Linked DNA regions of Mus musculus: region 1 is linked to region 2. Evidence: chromatin loops called from intact Hi-C (ENCODE). Cell type or tissue: heart. All regions are shown on one strand. Each heading gives the region's core, and the rest is flanking DNA. Links, peaks and the distances in the headings are about the cores only. Region 1 overlaps Ppp3ca (protein phosphatase 3, catalytic subunit, alpha isoform). Region 2 has its middle 58 kb from the start of Ppp3ca.

The links. Hi-C counts contacts between places; a loop is a spot of excess contacts. Peaks named below come from ENCODE experiments on the same cell type or tissue, not always from the same donor. Only the 100,000 strongest peaks of a DNase experiment are listed, where the experiment ranks them.
Region 1: a loop joins it to region 2, with 5 times the contacts of the local background. A loop is called at or near these places in 2 of 42 quality-filtered maps.

What each region holds. Positions count from the first base shown.
Region 1 is chr3:136,697,484-136,713,194 of GRCm38, forward strand. The region is part of intron 1 of Ppp3ca (protein phosphatase 3, catalytic subunit, alpha isoform); the gene reads left to right. Among named protein-coding and RNA genes, the nearest start is that of Ppp3ca, 35 kb to the left of the region's middle. In heart, for the core only: a CTCF peak has its summit at 7,611; DNase peaks (open chromatin) are centred at 3,358, 7,198 and 7,568; H3K4me3 peaks cover 525 bases.
Region 2 is chr3:136,603,883-136,619,593 of GRCm38, forward strand. No RefSeq gene overlaps it. Among named protein-coding and RNA genes, the nearest start is that of Ppp3ca, 58 kb to the right of the region's middle. In heart, for the core only: no CTCF peak of the experiment used is centred there; DNase peaks (open chromatin) are centred at 6,129 and 6,579.

The DNA.
Region 1 (15,711 bases), core at 2,788-10,787, 93 kb after region 2:
AGGCTCTGGAAATCATTTGGACCACACTAATAAGAGTCCCATCCTAGAGAATATAAAGTGATCAGGTAATATAAGGTGATGAGGCAAAAGGAAATGTGATAATGATTTTGTGGTCTTACCCTGGTAAAGGTAGTTACTTACTTTAACCTAGTCTCTGTGTAAGATAAACTTTTGTCTTAATTTAAGATATTGTTATTCTAAGAGATATAGTTCCTTTCCTGTACAAAAAGGCCAGTGAACACTCTCATGGTTGTGTAATTCACTCCCCCAAGCCCAGTGTTACGCCTAATGAGTGACATTGATTGTCTCATGGAAATGTCAGTGGATAAAGAGACCTGGCAAGATACCCAGAGGAGAAAGGGCATGGCTGTGACTTTGACTCCTACTTACTGCACATTCTCAGGAAATTATTTAACCTTCTTTAGTCACAGTTTCCTGTTCTGCAAAACCAGTTACAGTGTGCCTTAATCTGCTCTAATCAGGCATCTTAAACTGTGATCTGGGCACAACAGAAATGGCTTGCCTGCCTCCCTGCAAGCAGGAAGTCTGTGATCACTGTGCCAGCATGGTTGAGGTATCGGGAAGGGCCCCTGTACATAGAGATGTCTCACTGTAACTGACTATTGCATGGGTTTGGTAGCTCAGTGGGCTGTGTATGTAAGAAAACTAATTCTAGTCACAACGGTTCTGTCCTCATGAACTGCTCATCTTCCTAAGGTCACACCTCTTTTGCTATCATTTTAACACTTGGGTTTCAGTGTGAATTTTGGGCCACAAACATGCCATAGGTATAAGCTTGGGTCCCCCCACTCCTTCCGGCCCCCATTTTGTAATTGTTCTTTAAACAATAAGCTTTAATGATTCAGTGTTTGCATTGTATTCCTTTCAAATAATCTACAGATGACTCAGACTGTATGGAAGGATATGCACAGGTTACATAGAAACACCAGCCCATTTTTTTTATATATAAAGAAGGTGAACGCCTGCAGAGCTTGGTGTCTTCAAGATCTGGGAACAAGTCCACCTTGAGTGCTAAGGCACAACTGCAAAGATTTGCAAGATTTGGCACAATTACGGAGCAGAGCTCAAATTTACATTTGTTGTCCACCTATTTATTTATTTATTTGCTTATTTATTTATTATTGTTACGCATTTACTTGTGTGTTTGTTCAGGCATGGCTCTTATGTACCCAAGGCTGTCAATTGAACTCTTTCGTCTCTGTTTATCCCCCCTGAGTATTGGAGTTAAAGGCATGTCCAGTGAACTAACCAATTTAATTATTTCCCTTGTTTTATTTTTCTTCAAGCCTTAGGAGTTCCTGTCAAATGATGTCCTTGCATAGAAGAAATAAAGTCTCCAGGAGACAAAACATGTTAGAGACACAGATATGGTGAATCTGTAGGCAAACTGAAGAGATCACTTCTGGAATAGTCATGCCAGAAAGCAAGAGAATACAGCCCTGTGCTTGAAGGAATTCATGGGGCTTGAGTACTGTGTTCTTAGCACTGCATCTTTATGTTTTAAGGCTAGTTTCAGGATCTTACATAGAGGCAATAGCTATTTAATGGACTCGGGTTTTGCCTTCATAAATGGAGCTGTTAAACTTGAGAACAAGAATCAAGAACCAGCGGTTTCTAGCCAGGCTTTGGAAAAGTGCAAATAAGGTCCATTGTGCCATGTGCAGCACTTCTTATGGAAGGAGGGACTAGTCAACGTTGCTAAAGGTGTGGTTTCAAGGCATGGAGGTTTTCAGTAATAGGAATGGGTTGAAAGTTAGTGTTAGGTTTTCCATTTGTGTGTGTGTGCGTGTGCGTGTGTATGTGTGTGTGGCTCAAGTGAAAATATCAAGTGAGTTGGGCGTGGTGGCACACGCCTTTAATTCTAGTACTATGGGAGGCAGAGGCAGGCGGATTAATGAGTTCGAGGCCAGCCTGGTCTACAAAGTGAGTTCCAGGATAGCCAGGGCTACACAGAGAAACCCTGTCTCGAAAAAAAAACAAACAAACAAACAAACAAAAAAACAAAAAAAAGAAAGAAAGGAAGGAAGAAAGAAAGAAAGAAAGAAAGAAAGAAAGAAAGAAAGAAAGAAAGAGAAAAATCAAGTGAAAGTGTTTATATTCTCTGGAGTCTGTGGCTGCCTGTGCAGGTCAGAGGATACCCTAAGGTGTCATGCTTCAGGTTTCACACACACACACTCTCTCTCTCTCTCTCTCTCTCTCTCTCTCTCTCTCTCTCTCTCTCTCTCTCTAAGTGAGGGGCTCTTACTGGCCAGAAACCAAGAAGCAGACAAGTCTGCCCAGCAACCCTAGGCCCACCTGTCTCTGCCACCTGTCTCTGCCACCTGTCTCTGCCACCTGTCTCTGCCCACCTGTCTCTGCCACCTGTCTCTGCCCACCTGTCTCTGCCCACCTGTCTCTGCCCACCTGTCTCTGCCCACCTGTCTCTGCCACCTGTCTCTGCCCACCTGTCTCTGCCACCTGTCTCTGCCACCTGTCTCTGCCACCTGTCTCTGCCACCCCCCTCCCCCAGAGCTGTGACTATAGTCACATGCTGTCACACCCCTCCTTCTTGTTTGGGTTCTGGAGTTTTGGGTTCAAGGCAAACACAGTGCTAACTAAGCCTTCTCTCCCGTGCCCTTCTGCTCTTTTGACATATATTTTTAGATGTGTGTCATTAAGTCATTTTCAATAATGCATGATGAGAGGTGTTGCAACGCCACTGTACTTTATAGGACAGCCAACAGCATGGATTATTGTGAAAATTAAATTGTTTGGTAACTTGTCTGGTAATATGTACTTAATTAAAATGTGATAAATAAGAAATCCCCTTTAAGATCTTATTCTTGAAAATCAACATGTGTTGAAATGTCAACGCTAATCTCTGCCAAAATTAGTGTTGAAGATCACAGACTCTGGCAAATGTCTGATTACCTTCACTTTCTGGATTGCGTCACAGTTTTGCATATAGAATCGAGGATGCATTCTTGGGCATTTAATACATCTAAAAGTACAGATATGTTCTGCTTTCTCTCCCAGTGAATCCAGGTCTCTAACTAGTGTTTCTCTGGCACCCTCACCCTAGTGTCCCACCCAGATGCAGTGTTCACAGAAGACAATGGTTGGGACCAGGCTCTGCCCTCATTCTCACACACTCGTTTGTCAGCTGGGTTGGTATCGTGTTATCTGACCCTCTTTTCTCATTAGAGCCACTCACAAGATGTTTGCTAATGTCTTAACGCACCCAGGCAACGCGGAGGACTTCTGATTTTGCTCCTAACAGATTAGCATTTTGCTAATAATAGATCGTTCTTCTAGAGGTGTTTACTTAGTGGCTTCTGCGGAGGAAGCTGTGTAGTCCGCTCACGTGAGACTGAGAGGGTTGATGGCCACCACCACAGAGCAGGAAATAGAAAGTGGAACACGGAGGAGCAGAAAGAATTCTGGGATAGAGCCAGGCACCTGAAGATGTAAGGAGACAAATGCATGGTACCTGAGCACAGGTAGTCAGCCATGTGGCAGGATGTAGATTAGAATAAATGGGTTATTTTAAGTTGTGATATAGTCAGAGAAGAACCTAGCTATCTGGCCAAGGTACTGGTAAATCTATCTTGAGTCTGAGTCTTATTTCTGGGAGCATGGGGCTGGGAGGAGAGCCAGATGTACCTTCTACACTTTGTCATCAAAGGCTTCTCAGGACCGCAACCAGCTGTGTATTTTTGGACTCCATTTTGGGTGATGCTTGTGTATTCCTTGGATCTCTTATGGTCACATGGTTCCCATGCCAAAGATGCTGCATCTCCTGTATCCAGGTTCAGGCATCTGTGGTGCATCCGCAGGGCTGGGATGGCTTAAGATCTCTCATTTCCTGCCGCGACTCTTGTCTAACCCATCATCCTATGATGACCATTTGTCTCCTATAGCCCTGAAGTCAGGTAGTTTCTTTTTAAAATTAGTAGTTGAGTCTCATTCAGATGTTTTAAACATAGGATGACCTTCATTTTTTATTAATTATTTTATTTATTTACATTTTAAGTGTTGTTCCTCTTCCGGACCCCCTCTCCGTGAGCACGTCCCCCTCCCTCTTCCCTCCTCCCCTTTGCCTCTAAGAGGGTGTTTCCACTCCCACCTCACCCCTCTAGTATCCCCTTCTCTGGGGCATCAAGCCTCCACAGGACCAAAAGCATCCCCTCCCACCGAGGCCAGACAAAGCAGTCCTCTGCTACATATGTAGTGGGAGTCATGGACCTTGTTTGGTGGTTTAGTTCCTGGGAACTCTGACGGGTCTGGTTAGTTGGTACTGTTGTTCTTCCTATGGGATGGCAATCCCCTTCAGCTCTTTCAATTCTTCTCTTCAATTCTTCCCATAGGGGTCCCTGGGTTCAGTCCAATGGCTGGCTTTAAGTATCTGCATCTGTCTCAGTCAGGTCCTGGTAGAATTGAGTGTAGACAGCTCTAAGGAGACTTTCTGTGTGTTATCAAGCCCATCTGCAGTGGAAAGGGAACCCTGGAAGTCCACATGGCCTAGCTGGCTCGGATGAGGTAGGAGTGTACTCAGAACCTAAGTTTCACCATCAGCACAAACGTCCTGAAGCAGGGGCATTCCATGGTTGCGGTTGCCTTGGAATGGAGACATGTAGCGTGAACTGGGGACCAGACACCTCATAAATGGCTCTGTGACTGCAGGTGGCTTCCATTCCTAGAATGATTAAATACTTCTTTAAATGGCTAAGGTTAAGCTCTGAAGCAGATAAGCATCCTTATAAAGACCAAGGGAGACCATAACATTCTACTTAGTGTCCTTTCACATAGGAACACTCAACAAAACTGGCTTCTCTTCCTCAGGGACACAGAAGAGAAAGCTTATGTCTGTGTTGGGAACATGCTAGAAGCACAAAGCAGAGGATGTGACACTGTGGTCTCAGAAGTTACAAAAAAACATAACATGTTCTGTTGGAATTATACCTGTACGTGGGCTATAAGGAAGATAGGAATTCATGAAGTGATAAGGTATTTATTTTATTGCTGTGACTAATTAAGATAATAGTTTTCACTGTTCCATTTGTTAAAATCTTAAGATGTTGAATTTCAAATAATCTGCTGATATTTAAATTTTATCTTGTCAAGAATATCTGATTTTTTCTATAAGATTATGAGTAAAAAAAAGTCTGCTTTCACTACACCAAATTTTTCATTAGTTATTCCAAGCAGGTTTGTTTGTTTGTTTTTGTTTTTGTTTTTGTTTTTGTTTTTTGGGGGGTTTTTTTGGTTTTTTTTTTTTTTTGGCAGCACGTAAGTTTATTCTCAAATCAAACAAATTATTATTTTTAAGTGGAATTTATATGGCCTATTTCATTCTTCAGAGAAAAGTCCTTTTCTGCAATGACTATTAAAATTTGTGTGAATCAAATTAATATTAAAATAGGGCATATTAATTATTACTGACTACTGAGAAATCATGTTTAGAGCTTAAGCTTTGTTTTTATTTTTGATGCATTGTGTTAATGATTAAGGATTAAAAAAATCTTGGCAGTGGGCAGTAGACTTCTATGTAGAAAAACAGGAAGTTAATCATGGGACACTTTTCTTCTTACTGCTGTAAACACAACAGTGAGGACTGCCACAGTTAACACTACATCCTATGTCTCCCTTCATCTGAAGTAGGTGTTAGGTAACATGCCAAGTGAGTTTTCCTAACTGTTCGTAGTCAAAGAATCTTTGTATACTGACCCTTTTGTATGGAATGTTGTAGCATTAGGCGTAAATGAGTACCATGATCTTTTTTATTTATTTAAAAATAGGCTTTACATATATTATTTCTATGTCAATATGTCTTTGTCTTTGTCTCTCCCTCTCTCCCTCTCTCTCTCCCTCTCTCTCTCCCTCCCTCCCTCTCTCTCTCTCTCTCTCTCTCTCTCTCTCTCTCTCTGTTTGTGTGTGTGTGTGTGTTTATACACCCAGGATTCAGTTACACATTAGAGGACCTGATCCCTCAGTTGTTATGGTCAGTAAACAACCTTAGGTAAACTACAAAGAGAAGAGAATCAGCATATCAGAAATCCATATTCTCATTGTTAAAGGGGGAGGGGGGCTTGGCATCTTTAGGAAAGATGTACAACAAGAACCATTCCAAATGTCCTGGCAGACTGCATTCGTAAATGCTTTAGCTTCTGTGTTGCCAGGCAGGGCCATTGCTGTTGTTCTTGTTATTATTATTATTATTATTATTTTGTAACTACTGCTTGAGTTGACCATATTTTGAAATATTTTCTCCAAACTCCAGAACAACCTGGGTCTGTAGGACGGACTGAGGTGCCTCCCCATTGGTTCTTTGTGCTTCAGGTGTTTATATGAAATATACATCACAGCACAACTGTTTCAGAAGCCTGCTGGCCCCCATTGTGGAAGGATTGTGTTGCTTGTATTCTATTATTTATGGGTGATTGTCAAGTTGGAAGAATTGCCATTTCATAACAGCCCCAGGAATAAAAGCCCCCTTTCAGCTACAGCCACAGGAAGGCCCAGGGTTCCACCAAGAGCAACTTTGTTTTCGCTCCTTCTGTTTGAATAAATCATGGCTAGGGAAGGCCTTGTTCTTGAGTCTGGAAGGTGAGTGAGAGTAAATCAGCTGATATTGGGTGAACTCCTTCTAGAAGACTCAGGCTTCCTTTTTCTGGTTAATTTCCCCAAGGTGAAAATTGTAATCTCAAGAGTATCTGTGTGTAAGTTAACCTTTCAGAAGGCTAACTTTCCTAGAATAATGAAGCTTTTTATAATTGCAGGTTAACTTTGGCTAACTTTATAAATCACAATAATTTTGAATTAGTACATAGGAAGGGATTTATGAACATTGTGTAACGTAGCATTGGGAGGAAACTAGAGCCCAGCATGCTATAGGCACTGCCGGTGCATTACGCAAATATGCTCCTGTTGCTCAACAATTTGTTGTTGTTGTTGTTGTTGTTGTTATTGTTTTTCCTGGTCTTAAAAATCGGGGACTCTTTTGTCACAGTTATCTTGGAAGAAAATCATTTTTAAAAATTCCCTAGGCTGGAGACATTGCAATGAAAAAAGTATAGATGATCTTGATAAATTACTTCTAATGTCCCATTGCAGGCCAGACTTTCGGTTTATGGATCTTAATAGTAGCACACCCCGGAGTCCCTGGAACACAGACGTGAGTCATTCGAGATGTATTGTTAAAGTGTTTCGGGACACACCCAGCAGATGAAAAGGCTCAGAACGCTAAGATACAATTCGGAAATTCTCCCTTGATTACTCAGGAACTATTGTGCTTTCTTTATCGTTAATTATTTTTAGATAACAGAGTCAATAGATGTCCAGGGAGGAAGGATTCTTATGAAATGGTATTTGGGGCACCTCTACTCATAGAGTTAGAGAGCGAACAGAATTTTTACAAATGAGAAGTTTGTCTTTAAAAAGGTCGATCAAGACTTGGGTTTCAGCCTCCCTGCTTTCTTTGGTCTGAGAAAAAGCTTAGGCAGCAGTTGCTCAGGAGAGGGTTTCCTGACACAGGCAGCCAGCTTCCAGGCACATCTGCTGGGCTAGAAATGTAAGAAAAACAGTGGCCACCAGGGACTTGTTCTGTAGTTGACCTTGGATTACCATTTCAGATCCTGGACAGGTGGCCGTTTTAGAGCCTTATGGAAATTAAGATCAAAACCTTTTGTTTTATAGTCAAAGCAAGTGGTGTGGGCAGAGAGTTGCTTAGTGTTTGGGCCTTGGTTTCTTGATCCGTGGACTCAAAGATTCATCTTCAGCTGATGACCTGTGTAGCCTTCTGGGTTTGTGCTGTTACACTACACTGTCAGAGTTATTTCTCTGAGTTAACAACAGCCCCTGACCCCTGGTATGTGTCAATTAGTCATCTTCACGACAGTGTTCTTCATGTTTAAGTTTCTGTGGACCAGGGAGGTGAATCCGCAGTGTCAGCCTTTGGCACAGGACAAATGTTTGACATGGTGGAGAATCGCCATCAGAAAGTTTTGTCTTGCACCAAAGATGGGTTGGGTATATCATTAAGGTGAAGCCGGCATTTTGATTTATAATGAAAGGAGGGGAGCTGGTACTTGGTATTTCAATCCCTGTGTGTTCACTTTGATGTTCGACTAGCATACTTGGTTAGGCAACATTGGGTGTTCTTAAGAGCTCTTAAGACATCTCCAGTCCTGCCCCTCCATTCAGTACCCAGAGGGCCAGCTGTCATTGATACCTAGTATTTCTTTAGTTGAGGAATGGGACAGTTTCTGCTTGTCCTGCATTAGCTCAGAGATGTGGACTCCATTTTTATCTTGCTTATCTTAGTATAATTCTAGCCAAAGGAAATGCAGATAGCTAAACAAAGCCGGCAGTAGAAGGAGAAGGCAGCACCCAGTCTGTAAGGCAGGACTAGTCACCTCCAGAAGTACAGCCAAGGGAGGGAACTGTAGCTCAGAGGACTTGTTCTTTTGTTTTGCTTCTGCTGACTACTTTCCTTTCAGGTTGGAATGATCTTTCATGTACTCTCTTCCTTTTAAATTCCTCCTGAAAGTAAGAGCGCCGGTAGATAGATAGATAGATAGATAGATAGATAGATAGATAGATAGATAGATAACTTGCCATAGATACTTTTCCTATAGCTCGTACATCCTTGTTAGTTTCATAGATGAAAATTTGCTTTCATTCTCATGGGGCCTTGCCACCAAGCAGTTGAGCCCTGTGTTTTGTGGCATCCCCTAGGGTCCTCTGTGGTCAGTGGTCGGTGGAGGAGGCGGGCACATTCCAGCCAAGGAGCAGTAGGTGTTCAGAACAGAGCTCTGATTCAGAAGGGAGCAGGGGTGTGAGGTGAAAGTTGGCTACTGTCTCCAGCCTCACCTGAGGCAGAATCTCTTAAATTGAAAAGGGCCTTCCCTAATTAGCTGCCCCAGTATGCAATTAAATTAATGACAGCCAACGACTCCAGAAACCCCATCCATCCTAACAGAGCATACCGATAGGCTGTCCCACAGAGAGGACAAAGGGCTAACTTTCTTGGACTCCAGAATCTGTAGCTTTGAATTTGAACCTGTGGTTGACTGCCTTGGGTCATTTTGACAGGGCAAAGTTAAAACCTTTTCCTCTAGCCCAGCAGTTCTCGGACTTGTGGGTTGCAACCTCTTGGGGGCGGGGACTGGGGAGTCACATATCAGATATCCTGCATATCAGATATTTACACCACTATTTATAAAAGTAGCAAAATTACAGGCACAAGTAGCAACGAAATGGTTTTATGATTGGAGGTCACCACAACATGGAGGAACTATATTAAAGGGTCACAGCATTAGAACGGTTTAGAACCACTGCCCTAGTGGATGTCTGGTTACACAAACATTCAGGAATTAAATGTGCCATTCCAGCATGTCTCCTCCTCAGGGCGTCCTGTAAAGCTTTGAAATGATTTGACTTAATCAGCAATGAAACCTGAAGGTACCGAAGGACAATATCTCGTCATCTTTTGAAGAAGGGGTCACGCTTGAGAGCCATGAAAAGCACCTAGAAAACCCCAAGGGGGAACGCATTTGATGTTGTACCATCCATACACCATTAAAACCCAGTTTATTGTTAGATGCTGGAAACACCGTGTTAAGACCTTTATTATTGATATATTAGCCCTTCCTCCCTTGAATACCTGCTGCTCTTCCCTTTTAAAGTAAGAGGATTGTAGCCAATGTGTTCAATCCTAAACAGCCTCTGACTAGGAAGTTATGATATTTCACGTCTTTTATCTTCTTCAAACAGTATCATTACCTTTTCTTTCTATATGAAAAAGGGGAATTTATAATTTTCTCTGCATGTTTATACTATAAAAGAAACAGAGACTTTCATCAGTTAGCCTAACCCTAGATGACATCATTAAAAGAACATTTTACAGTGCATGCCTTGGTTGCTTGTTGGTTTTCTAGAACACTTCAGTTATGACTGAGTGCCCAGTTTTTTTCTTTTCATACCTTTCCCCAAGGTGAGAAACAAAGTTGCTCTATTTTTCCAAAATATCACTACCTTCTGTCTAGTGCTTCTAGAGTTCTGTTGGAAAGGCACCTTACTTCCTGCTCTGTTCTTAAAACCACCACTGGACGTGTTAGAGATGCAGGTAAGTGAAGGATGCCTTGAATAGCCTCAGATACTTTAGGGTTCTGTCCTGATCCTGTGAGCAGCCCCCCTGTTGGAAACCCACAGAGTCCCTTCCTGGAAGCCTGGAGATGGTTTTAAGCCAGTCGAAGCCTATGGGATCATTTGCTCTGATATCTGATAAGCAAATAAAATAAACAGACTGTTGCCCAGGAGGGAACTGGTTTCTGTTGTCTCTGTTCAGGTCTCTGAATGGGCCCCATTGTTTATTTATTGTGCTTTTCACAAGTGCTAATAAGCTCACCCTTGTTTTACTAATAGCTTTCTTCTTAAGTGGCTTGACATTTCAGTTAACTGTCAATAGCCTCAATGTTTTTCTTTAAATTGGGTCAGACTAACTGGTTTGTTTAAAAGTTAGGCAGCCTTATATAAATTGTGGCATATAAAACTAAGGAACATTTATTAGGCATTTTAAAATTTGTTTCCCTAGTTACAAAATGTAAGGTCGCGATAGAAACTGTGCTTTTATATTCTTTCTTGTGCTAGTAAAATTAAGTAATTGAATGCAGATTGTAGAACCTGTTGAATAACTAAGTTAGTTGAAAGTTTTTAGTTAAAGCCTGCTAGATATGTGGACACATTTCACTTTTAAATGTTTCAAGTCATAGCATGAAGAATTTAGATGAGCAAACCTGTACTTAAGGCAATGTTTTCCTTTCAGATTTTTATTGCATTAATTTTAAAAGCCATAAATAAGAAAAAAAAAGTCTTCATTAGTGGAAATGAAACTGAAACTAAAGTGGAGTGTTGACCTTGTACTAGGAGTTAACATCTGCAAACCAAGGCCCTGGTCTGCACAGAAAGAGGCAGAGTTGGGGAAGCAAGGCCCAGTACACTGGGAAGTCTCCTCAAGTGACCAAACACTGCAATAACAGGAGAGCCATCAAATCATTCAGTGGGCAGTCTTAAATGTAATTAGCCGTGTAAGTAAAATCAAAGACAGTCTAAGGAGTAAAATCTAGGAAAGGATTATTACAATATCCCAGTGAAGGTGTCTGCAAACCCTTCAAGTGAGCTGCACACGTTTAGTCACAAGAAGATACTTCTACTTACAGAAGACAGCATAGTGCTAGGCAAACCAGCAAACAGGGCTGGTGAAGTGGCTCATTAGATAAAGGCAGTTGGGACAAAGCTTGGCAGCCCTTTGATCCACATGGTTGAAGGGGAAGACCACCTCCAGAAATTTGGCCTCTCTTTTTAACATGAGTGCATACTATGGGGTACGCACACACACACACACACACACACACCATAAATAAGTTTCTAAAAAATATTTTTGAAATGTGAATGGATGGAGCTTGAAATAATCACTGTAATTAACGTAACTGACCAAGATCCAGAAAATCAAGCAATGGGTGTTTTCTTGGGCATGTGGATGATAGCTTTGACAGCTGTAGCTCTTGCTATACAGCTGATTTATGCTAATTAGAAAGCTGACCCTCATTTCTTCTGATTTATCTGATACTAAAATCCTTATGATGACTTACCACTGCAGCTTGATTTTCTTAGAGTGTTGATGCCAGTCAGTACCCTCAAGATGAGGATACGTCGACATTTAAAGAGGATCAAACTGAGTGACTGACCTGTCACTCAGTGACAGTGGCTGCACAGTTAGTTAATGACAGAGCTGCTACCTTATCTCGGCAAGGTCTCAGGAAATGTTTCTGGCACAAACAACTGAGTAAATTAATGTCCTTGGTTTAGACTCAAGCATTTATAGACTTGACTTAACATTTCCTTACTCTGAGGCAGGCAACAGCGTTTGATTCCTAGGTCTGGGGAGCATTTACCATTTACCAGTGAAATTTCTCTTTCGAAGAAAAGCCTTACAGTTGTGCATCTTTGGAGCTGAAAGAGAAGATATTGCCCAAACTAAATTAAATGGACCTTGAGCTCAGCAAATGTTTATTAATTTACATTGTTTTATTTTAATTTGATGATTGATAATTGCCTTTGGTTTCACATATGACTTTAAAATATTAACACTGCTTTTAAAAATCCAACTCGGCGTAAAGAGAGAGCACTATGTAAGGTGTGTACAATAATGCTCTTTAAAGAGTGGGGGCGTTCTAGAAGGACATCCACGGTGTTGCCTTGCCTTTAGCTGTGTTACTTGGGTCTCAAATGGTCTTCACTTGGTCTCGTGGCTCACAACTTTATTGTGATATGTGATATGGATGGCCTGATAGGAAGCAGCGAATGTTGTGTTGTTATTGGATGTTGATGTTATTACATCAGTCAGGTTTTTGCAGTTTCAGTAAACCTTGGACACTTAAAAACTGTTGATGCTTTATGTGACATTAGAGGTTGTGTGTATGTGTGTAAGACTTACTTTATATAAAACTATTTGAATATAAGTATATATTTTTGCAGAATGTTCAGCTTGTTGGCATCTGAGAGTACATTGTCTTGGATGGTGGTAACACAATGTTTGAAATGTTTTAAAAGTAAAATCTTAGTGTCTTAAATTGTTTATCAAAATTATTTATTTATTTGTTTGTTTTTCAGTTGGAAAAAAATCCTTATTTCTTTATTTTTTTCCAAGCCTCTCCTGTCTGATCTTCTCAGAATCAGATAGAGCCTTCCTATCCCTGGTCCACTATACAGAACAAAACACTAAAAATGGCGTTTTAAAGTTAATACTTTTTTTCTTTTCCTCAATAGTTAGTGATAGGTGCAGTGCTAATCTTGTCCCTGGAGGACTCAGTTATCCAGGGATCCATTCTTTTTGGGGAAGCCCGCAGACAGTATAATCCGGAGTAACATTTAAGAGCATCATGTGAAATGATTAGATGAGCCTTATAGTGATTTTCAGAATTATGTGAGAAAAGAACAACTGACCCGTCTCCATGACCGTTTCTCTCTCACCAGTAGACCGTGACTGTCACCACAGTTTACATTTTGAGCTGATCTTGCCCTTTGTCAGGAAATCCCCAGGAAAGAGGTAAGGCTTTGCGAGTCTCTGATCCAAACATGTTTTCTGACTGATCTTGTATAACCTTTCCAATGTTTTACAATGCTACCGTGGTTCACATTTCCTAGATACAGAGAATACAAACTATAGACTCTCAGTTTGACTTGACAGCTTGCAAACTTTAATCTGTATGTAGATTGATCTTTGCTAGTTAGATTGTTAGATATCACCCAGTGGGGTGATAGTTTAGCGTCTTTGATTCTTATGACCCAAATGACTTGTATAGACTGTATTCACTGTCATCGCCTGTTACATTTATTTACTTTACTTTGTTTCTTCCGGTTTTGCAAGGCAACGACCATTATCTTTATCAGATTTGCAGGCTCAGTGCCAGTCATTAATCTGGGCAAATGTAAGTCTTCTAACGAGAGGACTGCAAATATTCTAATTCATCAACTGTAGGACTGTGTAGACACCAGTGTGATCATTTATTCATTTTTGCTTTACTGTCCTGGGGGGCTGGATCCAGGGTCTCATGTCTACTAGGCAAATGCTCTGCCATGAAGCCACATTCTCCAGGTCTTGATGATATGGTGAAGCTCGTGCAAATGTGGCTGATCACAGTGATAAAACAAAGAAAACCAAAAAAAAAAGGAAAAGAAAAGGAAAAAAGGAGACTTCTTGTGGTCAAAGTTAAATTAATTTATAGTTCATTTATGTGGCAGCATTACTACATGTGCAATATAGTGTGGTGTTATAAAACACAAGCACCTTTCATTATTTCAAAGCAATGGTTACAAGTAAAAAATTCTGATGTGTAAAATTTAATTATAAATTTATGATTTTTCTGTTATCTGCCCACCTCATACATGAATCCATCCATCCAACCATTTGCATTTGTGCTATGTATGCTATTGACAGTTACTACAATTACAATTAGTAATGAATGGACTAAACATATGGTTGACTTACTTTAGTTTACTGTAAGAGAAGCCCGAGTTTTCAGTTTTTAATGACATTGGCTGCAAATGCCATCATGTTCTACCTAAGTTTATGATTTTGTATTGCACTGTATTTATTTCTATACTTATGTGTATTCGGCCCTGTTTTCAGGTTGGACATGCATGTATCTCAGCAGAGAAAGTTGGAGGAGTCATTTGGTACAGGCTACACAATTAAATGGGAACAGAGCGATTGAACTTCAGAGCTGGTTCCTGAATCCTGGTCCCCCAGCTTTGCATCAGCAGTGTGCTCTGGCTACAGAAACAGTAGAGAGCAGAGTACAGCTAAACTCGTCAGACCCATGTAACAGGAAGATAGTCATTTAAAGGGCAGACAGGGCCTGGAGTGAGGGCTTACTGATTCCGAGCACTCACTGCTTCTGCAGAGGATTGATTCATGTTTGATTCCCAGCACCCTCATGGTGGCTCGCAACATCTATAACTCCAGGCTTAGAGGCTCTGACTCTGTCTTCTGACTTTCACACTCACAACATACAAACATGGTGTAGACTTATTTCAGAGAGAGCGCTCATGCACACAAAACTAGACATTAATTTTTTTTTAAAGAACAAGAAATAAGGAAAGGATTTCACTTACTACTGTCTTTTAGCCAGTTATACTGGGATTTGAAAAATGTAAGTTCCTAGGATGATGTTGCATCCAATTGAACATATTAACACTTTTTAGAAGTTCTGTTTTAATTTATAGGAGCACATTCTTATTTAAATTCAGGACATCTTCCTCATTTTTTCTTTTCTTCAGATACATGCTTTGAAGATTTGAAGTGTTTACCAGGAGCCCTTGACCAACCTTCACTCTAATTAATTCTCCTGTCTTCTTGATGTGTGGCTTTACACTTGTGTCATTGATACTTGGGGACAGGCAAACATCAGCCTTTGTTAAACTATAGTACTGAGCCTTCAAAGTCCTTGCCTGATTTTGAATACAAGATTGAGAAATGGAAAGAGGAGTTAGGTTGAAATCTCCAGGAAAATCAGCTTGTCCCCAGGCTTTTAAATCAAAGTACATGCTGGCAATGTTCAGGGAACAGCGAAGATTTTTATCTCTAAAGAGAATATGTACTTGTTATTTTGTTTACTCTCTGATGGGTTTTGAAGCTGTTACCACAAAGCAAAAATAATAAATTGGCTTATGAGATCATGTGATGCGGTAGACATAATATTTTGATTTGTTTTTACTTCTCTCATATAATAGTTTAGCAGCAAAACAAAACAAAACCAAAACCAAAGGGAAACAAACCGAAGGTAGCCATTTGGAGAGATGTGAATGATGCTAGGCCTTAGGTGAGTCACAAACCTGACAATCTATAGATGTGGAATGCCTGTATTTATTTAAATAAAGTGGACCCAGTAGGAAGTTACAAACTTCCATCTTCCATTGTGAATGAGAGATAAAAATTTAAGTGAATTAAAGGTTTCTGAAATTGAAAATTATTTGAAAAAAATTCTATTACAAAGCTTAGGATATAGTTCTTATTCCACCATATTTAAATGTACAGACATGTTTTCTAAAGGTTAACAATGTGTTTCCTTTATCATAAAAGGCAAGTTTCCATTCAGAAATGTAGATAAAATGTAACTCTTGCTTGTTTCCAAGTCATTTAGAAAAGGA
Region 2 (15,711 bases), core at 3,087-11,086:
AATAATTAACAGATAAATTATTAGAAAATAGAAGTTCAAGAATAGTCTTTACTATTCTTAAAAGAAATGCAGCATTTATTTTGCTCTGTACTTTTGGTTTTAACATTCTTCAAAAGCATACCAATGCAATGAGGGACCCTGGGGGTTGTGCCTCTTAGGAGCAAGTTACTCTCGAGGCAGGCAGGAACTCAGGCATTGTCTGATCTGACCCTGTCCAAGCTAAGCCTCACCTTCCTGTTGCTCTTCTCTAGAATGGTACAAAGCAGAGAACACTGAGGCTAGTTGCCTTTACTCTGTTTTCTATGATGGAAAAACTGTAACAAATCCATTGATCCTAATACTTTCATTGTTGGAGTCTCCTGGCTTCTCTGAAGAATGTTTATTTTATTGTACTGCATAGCCTTAATATTCACGAGGAAAATGCTAACAAAGCTAAAATGCATAGTAAAATATACAATAACAACACAGAATAAGTAGTAAGAAGAGTGCAAACCTGATGTGGCAGGTGAGGTAGTCCAGCAAACAAGAACACAGGATGCCATTGATAAATGCAGTGACAAAGACCACAGCCAAACATTAGGAGCTCTGGGAACCCTGAAGAAGAGCGGAGAAAGGATGGTAGGAGCCAGAGAAGTTGAGGACACAAGAACACAGCCCACAGAGTCAACTAAGCAGGGCTCATAGAAGCTCACAAAGACTAAAGGGACAAACATGGACCCTGTACGGGTCTGAGCTAGGTCCTTTGCATATATGTTATGAATGAGTATCTTGGGATTCCTAACAGTGGGATTAGGGAGTGTTCCTGACTCTTGCTCGTTCTTCAAACTCATTTCTTCCTACTGTCATGACTTGTTTACCCTTGATAGGAGGGGAGATACTTAGTCTTCTTGTAATATGTTATGCTATGTTGAGTTGACATCCTGGGATGTCTGACTTTTCCAAAGGAAGAGTGGATCTGTCAAAGCAAGGAGATGGTTGAGGGACTGAAAGGAGTGGAGGGAGGGAAAACTATGATCAGGGTATAATGTATGAAAGAAGACTCAATCAATCAATCAAACAAATTAATACATTCTGCCCTTGCCAAGAACCTATGCTTAGTTCCTAGCATACAAGGTAGCTAACAACCATTGTAATTCCAGCTCCTAGGAAATTTGATGTGCTTTCCTGGCCACAACAGGCCCCTGAACTCATGCATGCATACACACACACACATACACACACACACACACACACACACACACACACACACACACACAATTATAAACATACAAATAAATCTAAAACAAAAGCACAAAGATTATAAGAGTCAGGGGTTGAGGAGGATGGGAAAAAACATTGTCTCTGGCCATGAGAGGACAACTGTACTTCTGCATTCAATGCAGCTGTGGTTGCCTATACAAGACCTGTGCAAGGCCAAATTGGCCAACATTCTAGCATAAAGAGCTATTAAAAATTCATGGAAGATGGCCAAGAAACCATTTGTTTTAAGGGTGAATCCACCACAGTAAATTGCCCATTGCCTAGAAATATCAGCACAAATTGAATGTGGTGGGTAATACAAGAAGACAAAGAAAAAGAAGAAAAAGAAGAAGAAGAAGAAGAAGAAGAAGAAGAAGAAGAAGAAGAAGAAGAAGAAGAAGAAGAAGAAGAAGAAGAGGAAGAAGAAGAAAAAGAAGAAGAGGAAGAGGAAGAAGAAGAAAAAGAAGAAGAGGAGGAGGAGGAGGAGGAGGAGGAGGAGGAGGGGGTAAGTTTAAGAGGGGTGTAAAAGTTGGGTGAATCTGGGAAGAGCTAATGGGAAGGATACAGAGATGAAATGATCAAAATGCATTGTGTAAAATGCTCAAAGGATCACCTGAACAGAGACATTAAAGAATATTTAAAATACAGTACAGTATAAGAGTGGTTCCTTGAAATGCATGGGATCACCAATCTGATCCTGTGTGTCAGAAAACAAAGAAACAAAACCATCCTAAGCATGTTTGGAGAGACTTCAAAGAACAACGACCTTTATGAACAACTATCAAGACCTGTTTCCAAATGGGCATACTCACTCTGAAAAGTCACACATAGATTCTAAAACTTACTTGAAAAGAATAAGTGACAACAAAAGTCAAAAGGAAAAAAAAACAAAACAAACAAACAAAAAAACCTCAGAATGGAAAACAGAGGCTGCATGCTCAGGATGACCACTGCTACAGAAGGAGGTGCAGAAAGAGAGGCCACACTGCTACAGAAGAAGGTGCAGAAAGAGAGGCCACTGCTACAGAAGGAGGTGCAGAAAGAGTGGTTGTCGAGGGTATTCTGACAATTTAGTGCTCAACTAGTGTATTAGTTGAGGTTTCCATTGCTGTGAAGAGACCCCATGACCAAGTCAACTCTTATAAAGGACAAAATTTAATTGGGGCTCACTAAAAGATTTTGAGGTCCAATCCAGTATCATCATAGCAGGCAGCATGGCAGCATTCAGGCAAGAAGGGTGCTGGAAGAGGTGAGAGTTCTACATCTTTATCCAGAGAAAGCTAGGAGCAGACTGGCTTCCAGGCAGCTAGGATGAGGGACTTAAAGCCCACACCCATAGTGACACACTTCCTCCATCAAAGCCACACCTACTCCAACAAGGCCACGCCTCCAAATAGTGCAACTTCCTGGGCCAAGCACATTCAAACCACAACTACCAAGCACAGTTAGAGTTTTAAGATCAACCCATGATTTTACTGAGTTTATTGGGAAGATGTTACTGGCTTTAGAGATTCATAGAGCAGACAGCATCCCATCTAAAATCAGGAGACCACTGAGCACAGCAGAACAATTTTTTTTAAAGGTGGTTTGAGCAGAGACAGAATAACAAAATAGCATGAAAAAGATACTTTTATTGTTTTGTTTGAAAGAGAGAAAAAGCATGATGTTGGGTGGGTAGGCAGGTGGGGAGGATCTAGAAGGAGTTGAGGAAAAGGGAAACAATCATATAATTCATGAAACTGCTTCTAATAAATAAAATAAAAATTAAGAAATGATGGTGATACGTCTCAGTTGGTCAAGTGCATGCCTTCCAAGTGTGAGGACCTGAGTTGGATTGCCAGAATCCATGTTTAAGAAAAGCAACATAAGGGATTGCCTAACAGGTACTCCCAAAACTAGATCCCTGGGTTCGCTGACCAGCAGCCTTGCCTAGCTGGCTAATTCTTAAACACTGGTAGACCCTAACTCAAAAAGCAGGGTAGATTGCTGTTAGGGAAGGACTCTGAAGACCGCTCTCTGGTCTCTAAATGCATGCACACACAAATAAGCTCACATTTAAAAAAAAAAAAAGGAAAAAGTAATCAAAAATTGTGATTCTTTACCTCCCCACCCCTCTCTTTTATATCTAAGTTATTTCCATTGCCTGTCCAAGTTGCCAAGACTCTTTCCTACTGTGTGCTTCAAATCTCTTGTTTTTAGGGAAAACTACTCAGTTTGTGGATTTACCAACTTCCTCTAAGCTTCAGTTTGACAGCACTAAGCATGAGTGACTACATTTTGGTTTGGCCTCTGGGGGCATCGCACAATACTCAGTTCAAAACGATGCCTCCAATCATTATTTACCTTCCCACATACAAGTCAATTCCAGAGGCATGAAATATTTAGGTATGAGGCACATAAATAAGTAAACGAATAAAATATTAATATGGGATATAGCTTCATGACTCCAGCACAGGGAGGAATTTTATGTACAAAGAGCAAGAAATGTAGAAAGGAAATTTGGCAGTGCAGGCTAAATTAAAATGAAGAACATTTCCCAAAACGCACTAAAAATACAGAGACAAAGAAAGTATAAAAACACATGGACAATAACAATCATCTGGTTAGTTGTATCCAAAATGGATTTTAAAAAAAATGTCAAAGACTTAGAGAGAAAATGCAGAAAGTCACAAAAGGAAAAATCTAAATTACGACAAATACAGACATAAAGTCATCTGTGTTGATAATGGAAAAATTTAAATTAAAATAACATGACGGCATTTTCAAAAAGCAAGCTAAGAAACATAATAGCACAATATTTCCATATATATATATATATATCTCAGGATCCCATTCAGGCTTTGAACAGCTCAGGACTAGAAAGCTGCTGCTTTTTCTATGGTTTTTTTTTTTGTTAGTATTGGTTTTTGTTTTGATTTTATTTTAAATTGGTATGTTTTATTTATAATTAAGATTTGGTTTCCCACTTGAATTTTGTTATTATTTCCTTTGTTGAAAAACCTTGTTCTTCCTGACTCAAAAGACCATAAATCAGAATAATGCAGAAACAGCAAAAGTTAATCTATGAGATTGTAGGTCCCTCCTGCTAGCATGTATGCAAGTATGCTCTTGTATACAAGAACAGGTGATACTGTCATTTTTCATGATGTTATGGAAGACCCAAGACTGTGCTTCATCAAGCTCAAGCATTATTCCAAATCCTTGTATTATTTCCTAGAGAAAGCACACATTCCCATGAACAGAGAAGCCCTTCTGCCTGCCTTCTGCCTCTGTCTTGACAGCTGCAAGAATATGTTGCCAAAATAGCAACATGTTTCAAGACAAGAAGAGGGGATAGGCAGATTTCCCAACAATGAAGATATCCATCAGACTACAAAGTGATGATAGTTCATGTATGCACTGGAGCAGGTAAGGAACTGAGTTGTCCCTGGTAATACCAAGATAGATAGATAGATAGATAGATAGATAGATAGATAGATAGATAGATAGATAGATAATATATATCAAATATATATACGTACATATACATATACACATTTATATACCTGGTAGCCAGCTGGATTATTGTGTCTAATACAAGCTGGGATGTGTTATACATTTTCACATAGGTGCTACATTTCAGATTTAATACAAATAATATAAAATATATCAAAATATATTTATTGAACTCAATAATTTGTATTATAATATTAATCACATGGTTTATTTCACCTTTAACATTGATACAGGAAAATTTTATATTACATGTGATGCCTGCTGTGTTTTGTATTGAACAGCATCACTGTGGAAACTAACGTAGGGTCCCTGTTCTTGTCTGCGTTATCATTGTGATAAAACAGTCAGATAAAAAGCAATGTAAGGGAGGATAGAGATGACTTCAGCTTATACTTCCAGGTCACAGGTCATCATTGAGAGAAGACAGGAGGGCAGGAACTGAAGCAGAAATCAGGGAGGAATGTTGCTTATGGATCAGTCCTTGGCTCATGTAAAGTCCTCAGGGATGCCCAGGGTCCTCCTACAACAATCAAGTTTGTCTTTCCTGGATCTGGCCGCAGAGCCACAGGGCAATTAGATCTGAGCAATTCTTCATTGAAGTTTCCTCTCCCCAGATCATTCTAGATTAGATCAGTTTGACAATAAAAGCTGACTAGCACAGACCCCCAACCTGCTACCCTGTGAAATAAACAGAGCTGATGATATTTCGTGTGTACCCTATAATTTTCTTACACTTTAATCCAGGGTACCCACTTTGAAAAATCAGGAGTGTTTCCTTAAATGTGCTTTTCTTTTTTTTTTTTTTTTAATTTATTCTTTTTGCTCTCCTTTGAAATCCAGGCGATAGAGGATCGCTCCAGATGGTTTGTGGCCTTTTCCCATTTTCTGGAGCATAAGACAATGTGCTATAAGGACTTGGTTACACAGTAGGCTCATCATGTCAGCAGACTCCATAGCTCTCTCTTGCCAGTCTTCGTAGTTCTTAAAGTTCTGTTGTATGGGCTTTGTTACCTGTCTAAGCAAGGCCAATGAATCTGTCAATCTTTCCTTCAGAACAGTATCTGACCATCACCTTGTTATGGAGCAGACTGTGCCTTGTTTTGGTGAGTGTATCACTGATACCATATTCCATGGGCCATTTCCTTTTCAGGTTATGTGCAGGAGAAATCTACAGTTGCCAACAGAGCAATCACCCAACTGTTGTCAGGTTAAATAGAGAGATGGAGGAGTTCGATGAGGATTTCCAACTTGTTGAAAGAGAGGGTTATATTCCAGCCTGTGAAGGTCCCACATCCTGAGGTCATTAGGGATGCACGTGTGTAGTAGGAAAGAATTCAAAACAACTTGGTTTGTTGATTCTTCTTAAGAAGGAAGCAGATGGCAGCCAGCCAAGCCTCAGAATTAAAAGTCACAGGAAGCTACAAATCAGTGCAAACAAGGAAACCTTCCAAAGCCTGAAATCGGAGAAGCCCTCCCCCACCACCCCCGACTTTGATGATCAGCTTATAATATGATCATCAGGAGCAGCCTAGTACTTCCGAGCATCAGCATTTGGGACATCTAGTAGTTGCTCGTACTGGCCTGAGTAAGCCTTTTATTTACCAACTCCATCCTCTACCCAGCATCCCAATTTCCCCTTTATGCGCATTTGGGCATTTAGAAAGCTGACCATTCAGAAAGCACACAGTTGGGCATTGTTTTCAAGCTCACTGCTGCTCCTGACAGAATTATTGAGGAAGCATTATGCAAATCTATTGTTTACAAAGGCCATAAAACCATCTGGCCCAAGAGGTTCACTTTCTGTAGCTGACTTCTGGACACCAGCATGGGTTTAACTTCCTCTGTCCTTCCTATTCTGGCTGCCAAGCCACTGTTGACAAAACACAGGTGATTTGTTTCTCATTTCTGACCAGGCTTCCAGTCCTGCCTCTGCTTATTTAACTTTGTTCTAGTTTCTGTATATCACTCTCTCCGCCTCTCTTACCTGGGGCAGTTTCCACACTTTCCCTGAGGTTTCCTTTGGAGACCTTCTGTGGATTTCCAGACAGAGTCGAACATTTATAACTACATCTCAGAGACACAAAGCACATTTGTAGAAAGTCATAAAAACGACCTTGGTAATAAACCCCAGGGTGTGGCTGTTACACACAGATGGCAGCTTCTAAGCGCTCACAATTCATGGGCTGCCCAACGGTGATCCACAGTTTCAACTGCAGACCTTGGGAAGTAAGATTTTGTTGCTACTGAGTAAGTCTAATAAATGGATTTCATTTCAACATCACTGTATAAAATTATATCTGTTTGCCTTTTCCATGAGAATATTGGACTTTTAAATGTGTATCGCTGTTCTATAGCATCACAATTCATCAAAACTGTAGCTGTTTCTGCACATGCTCAGACATTAGAATATACTTCAGAAAAGTCACAACATGGAAGTTGCTCTTTCATAGGTACCAATTTCCCAAAGAGAGGGTAGCTGTCAATTTAAAGGAGCTAAGGCTCCCGTTTAATCTTCTGTGTATGTAAACATGAGCAAGAAGCCAAAACTTATCTTGATCCAGTGATGTCCACAAGGGACACCTGTTTCAGTATTTATTTTTGTATAACATACAAGACCCGAGAGCTTTTAAGACTACAGCCGGGCGGTGGTGGCGCATTCCTTTAATCCCAGCACTTGGGAGGCAGAGGCAGGTGGATTTCTGAGTTTGAGGCCAGCCTGGTCTACAGAGTGAGTTTCAGGACAGCCAGGGCTATACAGAGAAACCCTGCCTGAAGAAAAAAAACAAAAAAACAAAAAACAAAAAACAAACAAACAAAACAAAACAAAACAAAAGACTACTGTGAGCAAGGCTAAATTCATTGTTCTGTTAGAACAGGTTAGACCTTGGCATGACTGATCTTTGTAAGTTATAGTCTAACAGACAAGAATTTTGAGGGTTCCGTTGAGATAACAAAGGATGGATCATTTCTAACAAAACAAGCAACTGTTGTTTGATTGTTATTCTTACAGCTTGCTCATATTTATCCAGTTTAGCTAAGTAAACGTAGTTATTTGAATCCCTAACACCTACTGTTCTCATAAACAGGATACCCTATGTTCTGTATTAAGCTTATCCTGCGAATTGCTCACGGAAAAAAAAAAGTGAGGATATGAGATCAATTTTAAAAATGTGAATTTTTTTTTAGTGCCAGAAGCCTAGGCACTGCCATTAGCTATAAAAAGAACTGGTGGGAGGAGGATGTGGTTCCTGCCGAAGATACACAGCACTCTCTGGCAGCCACATCCTGCCATCCTATGGCTGGTTCAACCCAAGTACCACATGATAGTTTTCTTAAATGATAAGCTATTACGTGTTGTTGTAAAGTGAGACCATTAAAAGAGAGTAGTGTCTTTGAAGGCTAATAGGTATCTACAGTTGTAGCAAAGATAGGGATTGGAGCTTTGCAAGTATCATACAGAAATGAGAGAAAGTCTTAAGGTCTCTTATGAAATATAAAAAATAAACCATCATAGAAATAAATGGGGAAATATGCAAAAGCACAAAAAAGTTCCTCACATTTAATTCCTCTGACACATTGCACATAGCATTTGCTCCACTAGACTATACTCGTATGTGTATTTATATTTATTAGTTCTGATATGGATCTTTAATGCCCCTACAAATTCATGGTCTGAGTACTTGTTCCACAAACAGTGGAAAAAAGAGCTAGTAGGGCTGTTTCTACAGCCTATAGGACCTTTGCAACCCTGGTCCTGGCTGCCACATGTCATTAGGGGTACATGGTTGGAGGTTGTTGTTTATTGTTGTTGTTGTTTGTTCTTTTAACCTACCTCCGTTTGGGTCCTGTTCTCTGATTCCTGATCTTTTGGCATGCAAGCAACCAACACCTCATGGTCACTCTGCCACAGACTGAGCTGCTCCACTGTGCCCCCCCAATTATGATGGACTACCTCTGATACCATGTGCCGAAATCAACCTCTCTTCCTTTGAGTTGCTTCTGACTGATACTTTGTCCTAATGATCATAACACTTTAGAAATTATGTTGATTTTACAAATAAATTGATGTGTTTTTACAAAATTGAAGTCATGTGATACACAATCCAGCTAGGATGTTGCTAGAGAGAAATGGCATTAGTCTCCTTTGGTCACTTAGTATTAAATTATAATGATTTTGCTATGTTACATATTCTTTGAAAACATTGTATGTCTCTAATATCACAAGACGTCAATCCTCCTCAAACATTAACAGAAATCAAAATGGCCTTGGCACCTTTTCCAGTTTCTAAATTAATGCATATCAGGTAGAGCCACAAGTGTGATTTCCTATATTTCATTGGATAGTTGAACACAAAGGTCTTTATTACTTTATACAAACCTGATCTTTCAATTGTGGGTTTATATTACTTTAAATATGACCAATCATTTAAATGCTTTCTAACAATTTATATTACAGGTGAATATTACTTTTCTTTGTCTAAATTCTTTGTGTTACATAATACATTCTAGATTTTCTAAGTTTACGTTCAAGTGGCATGTTCTTTTAGTTTCCTTTATCCCAAGAAAAGGAAACATTTCATCACATTTTCAATGTTGACCTCCCAAAACTAGAAACAATTCTACAACTGTTTTCTTAAAGCTATTTTCTAGGAAACCTTTACATTTGCAGCACTTAAACCCCTAGTTAGTGTAGTTATCATAGACATTTTCTCACATAATGGTGTGCTATTTACTAATGTTCTGATCTTGACAGACCAGTTTTGTTTTCTCAGCTTTAAATACTTTTATTGATTTGGACTTGGGGGTGTTTTGGTTTTGTTTTTGCTGTTGTTTTTGTGATTGCTGTTGCTGATGCTGTTTCTGCTGCTGTTGTTGTTTCTGTTATTGTTGCTACTTCTGCTTTTGCTACTGCTGTTTTCTGAATACTAGGATCAAACCCAGAGACTCTGGTCATGATAAACAAGTACTCTGATGTGCCACCTATCCACCCCAGGCCATTATTTAATTGTAGTTTCTTAAAAAACTTGTTTTGCTTTTTAAAAAGTAGGAGTCTTTAAAAAGAATACTAGCTTTTCCACGATGCTGTGCCAGTTTCCCAATTCCTTGCTTGTTTGCCTTTTCCTCTCCTTTCCCTTCGTTCCCTTCACTCCTCTTCATTTCCCATCCATCCTCTCATTTTCATTTTTTCTGTTGTTTATTTGTTTGTTTGCACAGGTTTTAAATAATGCGAATGAGCCCTAACAGTTAATTGTGTGCCACACTTATTGAATAACCATTCCCTTTTTCCTATTATAATGTACATGATCATATTAAAATTTGATTTGCACACTGGTACATTAGTCTGGATGGAAATTGCAGGGAATATGAACTGTCATAAAAATGTTGTTTTTAGGAAATTGCTTGAGGAAACACATGGATGACAACAAATGAGAAAAACAGAAGTCAAGGCAAGGTGAAGCCAACTGATCGCTAATCTCAATATGTGCCTTGGCTCTGCCTTGAGTTTCTAAACAGGGCTTCCTTGTTTTGACCATTGCATTTAAGATAAAAGTTCTCACAGAGAGAAAAGAAAAGATTCATTGATTTTGGGAAATATTGAGAGTCAACTTGTTTCTGCAGTTCCTGCAGTTTGGGACAAATGGCAGCTCTTGTTTAAAAAAAAAAAAAAAAAGTCCAGGGACAGGTGACATGGTTTAGCAGGTAAAAAAGAAATTCCACCCAGCATGATATTCTGAGTCTGATCTCTTGAAACTACATGGTGGATAAGGAGAATAACCTCTTTAAAATGTGCCCCCAAGACCCACATGAAAAATATTTTGTATGCACCCACACAAAGTAAACAAATAAATATAAAAATTTAAAAAAAAATCAATGCTTTACTGTATCACTGTACTAAGCAGATGCTGTTACCATCTAGCCTGGCTTTTTCTTTTATATATATATATATATATATATATATATATATATATATATATATATATATATATTTTTCCATTTTTTATTAGGTATTTAGCTCATTTACATTTCCAATACTATACCAAAAGTCCCCCATACCCACCCACCCCCACTCCCCTACCCACCCACTCCCCCTATTTGGCCCTGGCGTTTCCCTGTACTGGGGCATATAAAGTTTGCAAGTCCAATGGGCCTCTCTTTCCAGTGATGGCCGACTAGGCCATCTTTTGACACATATGCAGCTAGAGTCAAGAGCTCCGGGGTACTGGTTAGTTCATAATGTTGTTCCACCTATAGGGTTGCAGATCCCTTTAGCTCCTTGGGTACTTTCTCTAGCTCCTCCATTGGGAGCCCTGTGATCTATCTATTAGCTGACTGTGAGCATCCACTTCTGTGTTTGCTAGGCCCCGGCATAGTCTCACAAGAGACAGCTACATCTGGGTCCTTTCGATAAAATCTTGCTAGTGTATGCAATGGTGTCAGCGTTTGGATGCTGATTATGGGGTGGATTCCTGGATATGGCAGTCTCTACATGGTCCATCCTTTCATTTCAGCTCCAAACTTTGTCTCTGTAACTCCTTCCATGGGTGTTTTGTTCCCAATTCTAAGGAGGGGCATAGTGTCCACACTTCAGTCTTCATTCTTCTTGAGTTTCATGTGTTTAGCAAATTGTATCTTATATTTTGGGTATCCTAGGTTTGGGGCTAATATCCACTTATCAGTGAGTACTTATTGTGTGAGTTCCTTTGTGAATGTGTTACCTCACTCAGGATGATGCCCTCCAGGTCCATCCATTTGGCTAGGAATTTCATAAATTCATTCTTTTTAATAGCTGAGTAGTACTCCATTGTGTAGATGTACCACATTTTCTGTATCCATTCCTCTGTTGAGGGGCATCTGGGTTCTTTCCAGCTTCTGGCTATTATAAATAAGGCTGCTATGAATATAGTGGAGCATGTGTCCTTCTTACCAGTTGGGGCATTTTCTTGATATATGCCCAGGAGAGGTATTGCTGGATCCTCCGGTAGTACTATGTCCAATTTTCTGAGGAACCGCCAGACTGATTTCCAGAGTGGTTGTACAAGCCTGCAATCCCACCAACAATGGAGGAGTGTTCTTCTTTCTCCACATCCAGGCCAGCATCTGCTGTCACCTGAATTTTTGATCTTAGCCATTCTGACTGCTGTGAGGTGGAATCTCAGGGTTCTTTTGATTTGCATTTCCCTGATGATTAAGGATGTTGAACATTTTTTCAGGTGCTTCTCTGCCATTCGGTATTCCTCAGGTGAGAATTCTTTGTTCAGTTCTGAGCCCCATTTTTTAATGGGGTTATTTGATTTTCTGAAGTCCACCTTCTTGAGTTCTTTATATATGTTGGATATTAGTCCCCTATCTGATTTAGGATAGGTAAAGATCCTTTCCCAATCTGTTGGTGGTCTTTTTGTCTTATTGACGGTGTCTTTTGCCTTGTAGAAACTTTGGAGTTTCATTAGGTCCCATTTGTCAATTCTCAATCTTACAGCACAAGCCATTGCTGTTCTGTTCAGGAATTTTTCCCCTGTGCCCATATCTTCAAGGCTTTTCCCCACTTTGTCCTCTATAAATTTCAGTGTCTCTGGTTTTATGTGAAGTTCCTTGATCCACTTAGATTTGACCTTAGTACAAGGAGATAAGTATGGATTGATTCGCATTCTTCTACATGATAACAACCAGTTGTGCCAGCACCAATTGTTGAAAATGCTGTCTTTCTTCCACTGGATGATTTTAGCTCCCTTGTCAAAGATCAAGTGACCATAGGTGTGTGGGTTCATTTCTGGGTCTTCAATTCTATTCCATTGGTCTACTTGTCTGTCTCTATACCACATGCAGTTTTTATCACAATTGCTCTGTAGTAAAGCTTTAGGTCAGGCATGGTGATTCCACCAGAGGTTCTTTTATCCTTGAGAAGACTTTTTGCTATCCTAGGTTTTTTGTTATTCCAGATGAATTTGCAAATTGCTCCTTCTAATTCGTTGAAGAATTGGGTTGGAATTTTGATGGGGATTGCATTGAATCTGTAGATTGCTTTTGGCAAGATAGCCATTTTTACAATGTTGATCCTGCCAATCCATGAGCATGGGAGATCTTTCCATCTTCTGAGATCTTCTTTAATTTCTTTCTTCAGAGATTTGAAGTTTTTATCATACAGATCTTTCACTTCCTTAGTTTGAGTCACGCCAAGATATTTTATATTATTTGTGACTATTGAGAAGGGTGTTGTTTCCCTAATTTCTTTCTCAGCCTGTTTATTCTTTGTATAGAGAAAGGCCATTGACATGTTTGAGTTTATTTTATATCCAGCTACTTCACCGAAGCTGTTTATCAGGTTTAGGAGTTCTCTGGTAGAATTATAGGGTCACTTATATATACTATCATATCATCTGCAAAAAGTGATATCTTGACTTCCTCTTTTCCAATTTGTATCCCCTTGATCTCCTTTTGTTGTCGAATTGCTCTGGCTAATACTTCAAGTACTATGTTGAAAAGGTAGGGAGAAAGTGGGCAGCCTTGTCTAGTCCCTGATTTTAGTGGGATTGCTTCCAGCTTCTCTCCATTTACTTTGATATTGGCTACTGGTTTGCTGTAGATTGCTTTTATCATGTTTAGGTATGGGCCTTGAATTCCTGATCTTTCCAGAACTTTTATCATGAATGGGTGTTGGATCTTGTCAAATGCTTTTTCTGCAACTATCGAGATGATCATGTGGTTTTTGTCTTTGAGTTTGTTTATATAATGGATTACATTGATGGATTTTCATATATTAAACCATCCCTGCATCCTTGGAATAAAACCTACTTGGTCAGGATGGATGATTGCTTTAATGTGTTCTTGGTTTCGGTTAGCAAGAATTTTATTTAGGATTTTTGCATCGATATTCATAAGAGAAATTGGTCTGAAGTTCTCTATCTTTGTTGGGTCTTTCTGTGGTTTAGGTATCAGAGTAATAGTGGCTTCATAAAATGAGTTGGGTAGAGTACCTTCTACTTCTATTTTGTGAAATAGTTTGTGCAGAACTGGAATTAGATCTTCTTTGAAGGTCTGATAGAACTCTGCACTAAACCCGTCTGGTCCTGGGCTTTTTTTTGGCTGGGAGACTATTAATAACTGCTTCTATTTCTTTAGGTGATATGGAACTGTTTAGATGGTCAACTTGATCCTGATTCAACTTTGGTACCTGGTATCTGTCCAGAAATTTGTTCATTTCGTCCAGGTTTTCCAGTTTTGTTGAGTAAGGCCTTTTGTAGAAGGATCTGATGGTGTTTTGGATTTCTTCAGGATCTGTTGTTATGTCTCCCTTTTCATTTCTGATTTTGTTAATTAGGATGCTGTCCCTGTGCCCTTTAGTGAGTCTAGCTAAGGGTTTATCTATCTTGTTGATTTTCTCAAAGAACCAACTCCTCCTTTGGTTAATTCTTTGAATAGTTCTTCTTGTTTCCACTTGGTTGATTTCACCCCTGAGTTTGATTATTTCCTGCCGTCTACTCCTCTTGGGTGAATTTGCTTCCTTTTTTCTAGAGCTTTTAGATGTCAAGCTGCTAGTATGTACTCTCTCCCGTTTCTTCTTGGAGGCACTCAGAGCTATGAGTTTCCCTCTTAGAAATGCTTTCATTGTGTCCCATAGGTTTGGGTACGTTGTGGCTTCATTTTCATTAAACTCTAAAAAGTCTTTAATTTCTTTCTTTATTCCTTCCTTGACCAAGGTATCATTGAGGAGAGTGTTGTTCAGTTTCCACGTGAATGTTGGCTTTCCATTATTTATGTTGTTATTGAAGATCAGTCTTAGGCCATGGTGGTCTGATAGGATACATGGGACAATTTCAATATTTTTGTATCTGTTGAGGCCTGTTTTGTGACCAATTATATGGTCAATTTTGGAGAAGGTCCCATGAGGTGCTGAGAAGAAGGTATATCCTTTTGTTTTAGGATAAAATGTTCTGTAGATATCTGTCAGGTCCATTTGTTTCATAACTTCTGTTAGTTTCACTGTGTCCCTGTTTAGTTTCTGTTTCCAGGATCTGTCCATTGATGAAAGTGGTGTGTTGAAGTCTCCCACTATTTTTGTGTGGGGTGCAATGTGTGCTTTGAGCTTTACTAAAGTGTCTTTAATGAATGTGGCTGCCCTTGAATTTGGAGCGTAGATATTCAGAATTGAGAGTTCCTCTTGGAGGATTTTACCTTTGATGAGTATGAAGTGTCCCTCCTTGTCTTATTTGATAACTTTGGGTTGGTAGTCGATTTTATCCGATATTAGAATGGCTACTCCAGCATGTTTCTTCAGACCATTTGCTTGGAAAATTGTTTTCCAGCCTTTCACTCTGAGGTAGTGTCTGTCTTTTTCCCTGAGATGGGTTTCCTGTAAGCAGCAGAATGTTGGGTCCTGTTTGTGTAGCCAGTCTGTTAGTCTATGTCTTTTTATTGGGGAGTTGAGACCATTGATATTAAGAGATATTAAGGAAAAGTAATTGTTGCTTCCTGTTATTTTTGTTGTTAAAGTTGGCATTCTGTTCTTGTGGCTGTCTTCTTTTAGTTTTGTTGAGGGATTATCTTCTTGTTTATTCTAGGGCGTGGTTCCCGTCCTTGCATTGGTTTTTTTTCTGTTATTATCCTTTGAAGGACTGGATTCGTGGAGAGATAATGGGTGAATTTAGTTTTGTCGTGGAATACTTTGGTTTCTCCATCTATGGTAATTGAGAGTTTGGCTGGGTATAGTAGCCTAGGCTGAAATTTGTGTTCTCTTAGTATCTGTATAACATCTGTCCAGGCTCTTCTGGCTTTCATAGTCTCTGGTGAAAAATCTGGTGTAATTCTGATAGGCTTGCCTTTATATGTTACTTGGCCTTTTTCCCTTACTGCTTTTAGTATTCTATCTTTATTTAGTGCATTTGATGTTCTGATTATTATGTGTCGGGATGAATTTCTTTTCTGGTCCAGTCTATTTGGAGTTCTGTAGGCTTCTTGTATGTTCATGGGCATCTCTTTCTT